Linked DNA regions of Mus musculus: region 2 is linked to region 1. The links are chromatin contacts, found by Hi-C in ENCODE. All regions are on one chromosome and are shown on one strand. Each heading gives the region's core, a stretch centred on a gene start or an enhancer-like site at or near the end of the contact. The rest is flanking DNA. Distances are from core to core; before and after follow the strand shown.

Region 1 (3,872 bases), core at 863-3,362:
GAACACCAGAGGTAAGTACATCTGCAACCATTACTTAATAAATAAAGCAACACACCCATGTGTGGACTATGTTGACATTAACCATCTTTTAGTATAAATAGAACACTTAATGTACTACCCAGTACATTGGGTGGATCTACTCAGAAATGTTTGAACACAACTTGAAATGCAAAGCCATATCACCCTCTAAGTATTAAACATTCACCAACGCTCCCATTTATTACATTTATTATTTTGAGTGTGCACACACGTGTGCTAGCACACACATGAAGGTGCAAGAATAACTCTAGAGAGCTGGCTCTCTCCACCAGGTCCCAGAATCAAAGGTAACGGGCTTGGCACTGCTAAGCCCTCTCACTCCATTCTCCAACCCCTCATCTACTTTAAAAAGACATGGGGTGACTGCATTAAATTCCTGCCTGTTCTATTGGCCTCAGGTAAATCCTTTAACCCATCACAGCAGCGTATCCAGTCAGGTTAGAGTTCTCATCCTTGGCCAAGAACTGTTCCTGGAATTATGCCTGGAAAGCCAAACTTGCCATCTAACACATACCTTGAATTCATGATCATCCTGGACACAGCACTCATCTGCTCAAAAGAAAAAAGAACCAGCACTGTTACAAGCAGCAGCCACAGCTTCCTTCAGAAAGGACCTTCCTGGTGGCTCCTAGCTGCATCTGGTGATGGAAGGCCTGCCTCTGACTAGCATTTATTCCTGCACAGAGCTCTAATCTTCATACTGCTGACAGCTGGGAGTCCATTTTATTCCCTCTGGGCCATCTTTCCCACTATTTCCACCCCAGAAGCAAAAACTCTTAATGTTTAGAAGCAAATAGTACTGCAGGTAATAGCAGTACTCTTCCTTTAAGAAAGTGAAACATTTTCTCTGATTTCAAAACCAGAAGCAGCGTCAGATGTGTCTCCTGAGCCTGAATGAGGAAGGGAAAAATAACTCCTTACCTTAGAAGGTGGCTCATGCTGCCCTTCACTCTCGAAGGGGCTCAACAGAACCCTAACCTCTAACGGAAAGAAAACTACAACACAGGGAACTTGTTTACAAGAGCCCACAAGCCTATTTTTCCTCTAAAATGTCCTTTACCAGGCACAGTGGCTTATGTCCATAAATGCCAATACTTAGGGTCCTAGAGCACAAATATTCTCTGGGCCAGTATGACAATCTGTCTCAATAATCTAATAATCTTTTAAAAAGATTTATTTCTTCTATATGAGTGCACTGTTGCTATCTCCAGACAACACCAGAGGAGGGCATCAGATCTCATTACAGATGGTTGTGAGCCACCATGTGGTTGCTGAGAATTTAACTCGGGAACTCTAGAAGAGCTGTCAGTACTCTTAACCACTGAGTCATCTCTCCAACCATGATATTTACTTTTAATTGGTGTCTCAATCAGTCACCTCTTAAACAGGGAGGACTCCTGGGTGCTCGCTAAACACCTATACCCGGTCTTAGGAATTCCAAATCACGATTCCTAAATCATTGCTTATAAGTCACCTTGCTTAAGTGCTAATCCAGTGGCTCAGATTTCTCCCAGGACCCAAAACCCAGACAGGCTGGGTCTGTGTCAGCAGTAGGGTAATCCAGGTCCTGTAGGCAGAGGTCCCTGCTGGACTCGGTTGCAGGTATCCGCCTGAATATACCCTCAAACCTTAAAACAAATGAGCACAAAACAAAAAGCCCAGCCTTTGTGCCAAGCAGCAATTAAAGGACACGTGCGGCGGCGAGGACGCGCCTGCGTGGGCGAAATCACCCCTGCCCTTGCTGACACTGGGATTATCCTGCCTCCTGCTACTTTCCGAGCTCTGATCTCATTCGCTTCCTAAATAGTCGATGTCCCCGTCATCGGAGTCCTGGGCGGGCGGGAAGCCCCGAGTGTGCCCAGGACCCGGGCTGTCCGGACGCCGCGCCTCCATCCGAGAGGGGACAAATCCGGGCAGCGCAAGGCTGATCGCCTGTCCCACACAGAAGGGACGCGTATGGGCAGGGACCCGCGCCACGGGCGAGCGCCGTGAAAATCGCCAAGACCACGTGGCGTGGTCCTGGGACTCGCAATGGGGAGAGTACTTACCAGGAGCGCGCCGCGGCGGAAGAGCTGGGCGCCAGGGCGGGACCGAGTTTAAAACCGACCGGACATTGAGCACCGGGGCTCAGCCAACCAGAGTGGCCCAGCGCCCCTCCTGCCCGCCCCTTCCCCCGTTCCCGCCTGACTCCAGCGCCGGCCCTCACGCGCCCCCTGGCGGCACCAGAGCCACTGGCCCCGCCCGCTTCCCCAAAAAGACTTAAACTATGTCTGTCTGTGATATTTGCATGTGCTCAAAATGCCAGACATAGGTGTCAGCTTCCCTGGAGCTGGACTCACAGACAGCTGTGAGCCTCCTAAATTGAATGCTGGGAACTAAATTCAGGTCCTCTACAAGAACAGAACACTGTTTAAGCGGCAAACCATCTCTCTAGCCATGTAAAAACAAAACGTAAACCAACCAAACAGACCAAAACATCCGCCATTAAATTCCTGCTACATCCTGCCACAAGTAAGCCACCTTTTATTTCTCCTTATAGCAACAGCCCTCAAAAGAGTTGCCTACTCTTTGTGTGCTCTTGGTATGTTAAGCGTCACAGGCCACTGAGGAACTGAAAAGTAAGACACCACCATGGTACCACTTACACACTTATCAAAACGCCTGCACCCCAGACCCCACTCATCCATTGCTTGTGGGAACGCAAGAGGAGAATTCAGAAGACAGTGGTGTAAGAAGGAACCAACTGAAGCCATTTGGAACAGGCCTTAACTCAAAGTTTAAGTTCCCAAGACCTCCCTGGGTAACTGACTTCCTGCTTGGTGAGTAGAAGCATGGATGCTAGGTGAGTGCACTTCAACATGAACGCTGCAGTTGAGTCCTGTAGGAACAGAGTAAGTGCACCACAAAGACGTGCTCTTAAGGAAGTCCCCTACCCCTAAGTCCTGATTGGTGGGATAACTTAGCACAGACGTTTATGGATTTCAAGCTTAAAAGCCCCGTACCATTCTGGCTTGGGGTTGCAGTTCAGTTCCTGAGTCTCTTCTATGGCCCTGATTGATCAGCAGCAGCCCGAGTGCAATACATCTTTGTCATCTGCTTAAATACTTACTAAGATGTTCGAAGACGCAGTCAGACGGAGTCTGTGCTGCTGTTCCTAACTGGTTGATTTTTGCTGCCTAATTCAAATAAAGATCTTGCTTTGGGGGGACTCTTGAACCTGCTCGGGTTGTTTTGGATTTTTAGACCCCAACACAAGAACATATCTATAGGCACCTTAAACTGTTTCTCTATTTGTTTCTCAGTATGTGTACGTGAGTGTCTTTGTGTTTGTGCTCGTGTTGCCCATGCACGTGGAGGTCACAGGTTGGTGTTTCTTTCCCTCAATTATTCTCCACATTATTTTTTGAGACAAGTTCTATCACTGGGCGTCACTGACTCAGCTAGACTCTTCACTAGTCCTCCCCGCCCTGCAGAGGTCTCTGCAGCCTGCATGGGCATCAGAGAGAGGAGCCTTGGGAGGTGAGGATACAAGGCAGGTCAGCTCCACAGGGCTCAGTGGTCAGCGCTGACAAAACTTTGGCAGTCAGACCTCAGTTATTTATTTTAGGTATACTTAAGCACAGCACAGTGTGGCCAAAACTATCCTTGTGATGGTTTGTTGCATTCGTCCTCGACCAGCCCGAACGACAAGACCACCAGTTCTTCTAACAGCAGTTTATTCGGCAACCTTCAGTCTTCATCTCTCTCCCTCTTCATCTCTCTCCCCCAACCCCGGGCCTCTCACTCTTATATACTCTCAGCCCGCATCCACTCACGGCAGGCCACGTCACCTC
Region 2 (3,872 bases), core at 954-3,453, 600 kb before region 1:
TCAAAGGGCAACTTGGACTTTTCCCCAAAATAAAATTTCCTAGTATTTTACTTTTTACACACCTTCCCATATTTCTCTTAGTTTCCAAAGGATCAGGCACAAACCAATCAACTCCCAACTATTGAGTGATGCGAGCTTCTATCTGTATGATGTTAGGAATGTCTTGTAAAATTTCTGGTCTTAATCTGAAAACTGAAGTAGTTCAACAAAAATATAGCTTTTCTCATAAAAAAAAAAGTATAGTTCTACTTTACAATTCTAAAACTAATATTAATACTCTGGCCAGGTGGTGGAGGTGCATGGTTTCAATCCCAGCACTCAGGAAGCAGAGGCAGAAGATCTCTGTGAGTTCAAGGCCAGCCTGCTCTACATCAAGAGTTCCAGGTCAGGGCTACATATAGAAACCCTGTCTTGAAAAATAAAAATACAAACCAACAAACCTATAGCATCTCTGTTAGATTCTTAGAATTGGCAGCAAGAAGTTCCCCAGAACTTGAGAGGGAGGGAAACACTCCAAAGTGCTGCCCCAGCCACCAGCACATGCCTACCTTAACATTCATTGATTGTCTATCTGCATATCTGTTCCTCTATTAGTATGTATCAGTGAGGGCAAGGAGAGAAAGCATTATATGCCCAGTATCTTGCACAATACCTAGCATATAAAACATATATACTCAAATATAGCATAAATGAAGAAATATGAAGAAACTAGACAGAAGTTAATTCCTTACTTTATAAATCCAAACTAATGTGCCCAAGGCAATATTTGATCTGGTCTTAATCTGAAAACTGAAGTAGTTAAACAGAGGTCCCATCCATAGAAGAGCAGAGTAGGTTATCTTTAATTAAGACTGGACTGGATGGGGCTAGAGACATGGCTCAGGAGTTAAGAACATTTGCTGCACCTGTTGCTGCTCTTGCAGAGGACCCTAATTCGGTTCCTAACACCTACATGGCTCCAAAAAACTGCCTATTACTCTAGTACTTCCTCTGACCTCCAGAGACGCAAGGCTTGAGTGTGGTGTACTTAAATATACTCAGGCAAACACCCATACAAATATGATATACAAACCCTTGTTTTTAAAAAACTAATTAGGGACTTGTTCTGCAAGCATACGGGCCTCCATTTGACTCCTCAGTATTCATGTCAGAAACCAGGCTTGGGAGCCTCTGCCTGTACCCTTAGCATAAGAGAACAGAGACAAGTCACACAGACACACATGCATGTGCAAACTCCCAAGTCAAAACTGGTCTGTAAAATCTGGGATTCAAGATTTCTGCAGATATTGGAGTCAAAGGAATAAGAAAAAATCTACAGAGATTGGCTGTCACAGATCCATCGTTATATCCTTTATGTGGAAATACTTTTTTAGGGGTGGGAGAATAAAACAGGGTCTTTCTAGGTGACCAAAGTTCTCAACCTCCTAATTGTCCTACCTCAAACTCCCAGTGCTGGGATTACAGGGCTATGTCACCATACTTAGCCAGTTTCTCAGTTTACGTTTTGGTGAAGCCAATGCATTAATACTAGGCGAGCAAAATACAAAAAAATACATAAATTTTACAGAGCTGTCATACTTATTTAATAAAACGAGTTTCTTCTTTCCAACTGACCTAGAAGAATTATACTTGTTCAGAGATTAAATAACCCACCAGAGATTATATAGCTGATGAGTGTCTACATGAGACCGCAGGATGTACACTCAGTTCCAAAGTCTATGCCATCTTTACAATCTCATAGGGACACAGTGCAGCAGAGGCCAGGAGACAGCTGGCGTCAGGCACTCTCCCTAGCAAGTGGGGCAGACAACCTACACCTTCTCAGCAACAGAGTCAATTTAGAAAACCAAGCTGCTTTTTGGCGTCCACAATGACACAGGCTTGGCTGGGTAGTGGCCACCTGCGCTTCCCAGAGCCTTCATCACTGCATCACCAACGCGGGTGCTCTGACATGCTGCAGGATGACGTTGGTGTCAGGAGTGACAGATGCTCCAGCAGCTGGCAGCGGAGATAGAGTTTCTTGCTGCTGACCAAATCTCTGTGGACAAGCAGAAACCCCAGGGTCCTTCCCGTGGGCCCATCGACGATCCAAGGGTACCGGCAACATCTGGTCCAGCCCGGCACGTGGGTTCACAGGGAGGAGGGCGGGAACTAAACAGGGCGAACTACAATCCCCACAATGCTCCCGGGCCGCGGCAGCAGGGAAGGAGAGGGACCTCAGGTGTCTGCGACCTCGGTGCCTTCGGCCCGGAAGTGCCCGAGGAGCCGAGATGGAGCTGGTGGAGCTGGGCGGTGAGTCGCTGTGCGTGGCCGCGCCCACCGGGTCGCCCCAGGCCACAGCTGGGACCTGCTTGCCCCGCCCCGAGATAGCTGGTGCCCTCCAGTAGCTCTGGGGGGCGGGCAGATGGGAGGAGTGATGGAGTAGTCGTGGGGAGGGCTAGGTCTAGGTTCTCCCCGAGGGATCAAGGGTCTGGAGACCTCTGGGTTTGGAGCCCAGGAGGCGCTGGGAGACTGCTGCGGGGTGGGCTTTGGGTGGACCCGAGAAGGTGCCGAGCTGAGTAGACAACTCCCAAGACTCCAGATTGGCCAAGGGTGGAGTTTGACATTTGGGGTTGTCTAGGAAGCTTTGGGAAGTGGTCTTTGTTGTGGGTGGGGTTTGGGTAAATGGTAAGGGGGAGGGCAGGGGGCTAGAGAGACACTTTTATCAGAGAAACTTAAGCGACAGGGCATCAGATGAGCTTTGCTATAAATAGGTGAAGGAGTGAACTTTGGGATGAAGTGAACCAAAGAATAGGTAAGCTTCTGGGTAAAGTTTGATGAAGGTTACATTTAAGGAGAGGGTTGCTTAGAAAAGCAAGGCCCTTTCTTGAACGTAAGGTTTCGGTGAATCGGGTGCTGAATGAAGATCTAGAACTCAGATAGCAAAGCTAGCACTTGGAATCTGGTGATGGGAAGGGACGTTACCCAAAAGCCAAGTTTGGGACTACAGGATGCTGCATCCTGGGTGCGCAAGCACACACAATAACTAGGACAGTTGAAGTTGGAATGACTTCTGACCAGGAAGTAGCCCCTCACCAGTTCTTTGCACCTCTCTAGCTCCTTAGCACCTCTGGCAGCAGCACGGGTGCCATGGCCTTGATTGAAGGCGTAGGCGATGAGGTGACTGTCCTTTTTGCGGTGCTTGCTTGCCTTCTGGTGCTGGCCCTCGCCTGGGTCTCAACACATACCACTGAGAGTACAGACCCCCAACCACAGCCGCCGGGGACCACAACACCAGCACAGCCCAGTGAAGCCATGTCAGCCTCTGACAGCATCAGAGAGGAGGCCCCAGGGGCTGAGAGTCCCAGCCTGAGACACAGAGGTCCATCTGCACAGCCAGAGCCTGACACAGGGGTCACAGCATCAACACCTCCAGACTCTCCGCAGGAACCCCTACTTCTACGGTTGAAATTTCTCAATGACTCTGAGCAGGTAGCCAGGGCCTGGCCTCAGGACACCATTGGCTCCTTAAAAAGGTAAGCTGGGAAGAGGGTAAGAACAAAATGCTAAAAATGGGGTGGGTGTCTATAGAAGGGTCACCCTATGAAGCTCTCCCTTATTTTCTGTTTGAAAAATCTGTCTCCTCACATTATACACCATTCCTGTTAATCTGTCCCCCAGAGGCCAGGATCTGGGTGGTCAGGTGTAGGGGTGGTGAAAATTGGGATTGGTCCTCTGAACAATGGGCCAGGACTGCCTGAGGCCTGCTCTCTTACCCAGGTCCCTCTCTCCTCAGGACCCAGTTTCCAGGCCAGGAACAGCAGGTTCGGCTCATCTACCAAGGTCAACTGCTAGGAGACGACACTCAGACACTAGGCAGTCTCCACCTGCCC

What was found. A loop is a pair of places that touch in the nucleus more often than their neighbours do.
Region 2: a map of v-Abl transformed pro-B cells shows a loop between it and region 1 (3-fold over the local background). The contact joins the promoter of Tmub1 here to the promoter of 2700038G22Rik in region 1. A Hi-C loop is called at or near these places in 2 of 37 maps with a recorded cell type or tissue (T-helper 1 cell and v-Abl transformed pro-B cells).

Annotation. Positions count from the first base shown.
Region 1 is chr5:23,848,837-23,852,708 of GRCm38, reverse strand. 2700038G22Rik (RIKEN cDNA 2700038G22 gene) reads right to left here and starts at 2,112. Exons shown (of 4, transcript NR_045042.1): 1 at 2,088-2,112; 2 at 554-588. Gm42228 (a long non-coding RNA gene) reads left to right here. Exons shown (of 2, transcript XR_880875.3): 1 at 1-11; 2 at 2,579-3,255. It overlaps Snord93 (small nucleolar RNA, C/D box 93), which reads right to left and starts at 476; the gene lies at 432-476.
Region 2 is chr5:24,446,177-24,450,048 of GRCm38, reverse strand. It overlaps Tmub1 (transmembrane and ubiquitin-like domain containing 1), which reads left to right and starts at 2,203. Exons shown (of 3, transcript NM_022418.3): 1 at 2,203-2,292; 2 at 3,097-3,515; 3 at 3,776-3,872. The coding sequence starts at 3,130.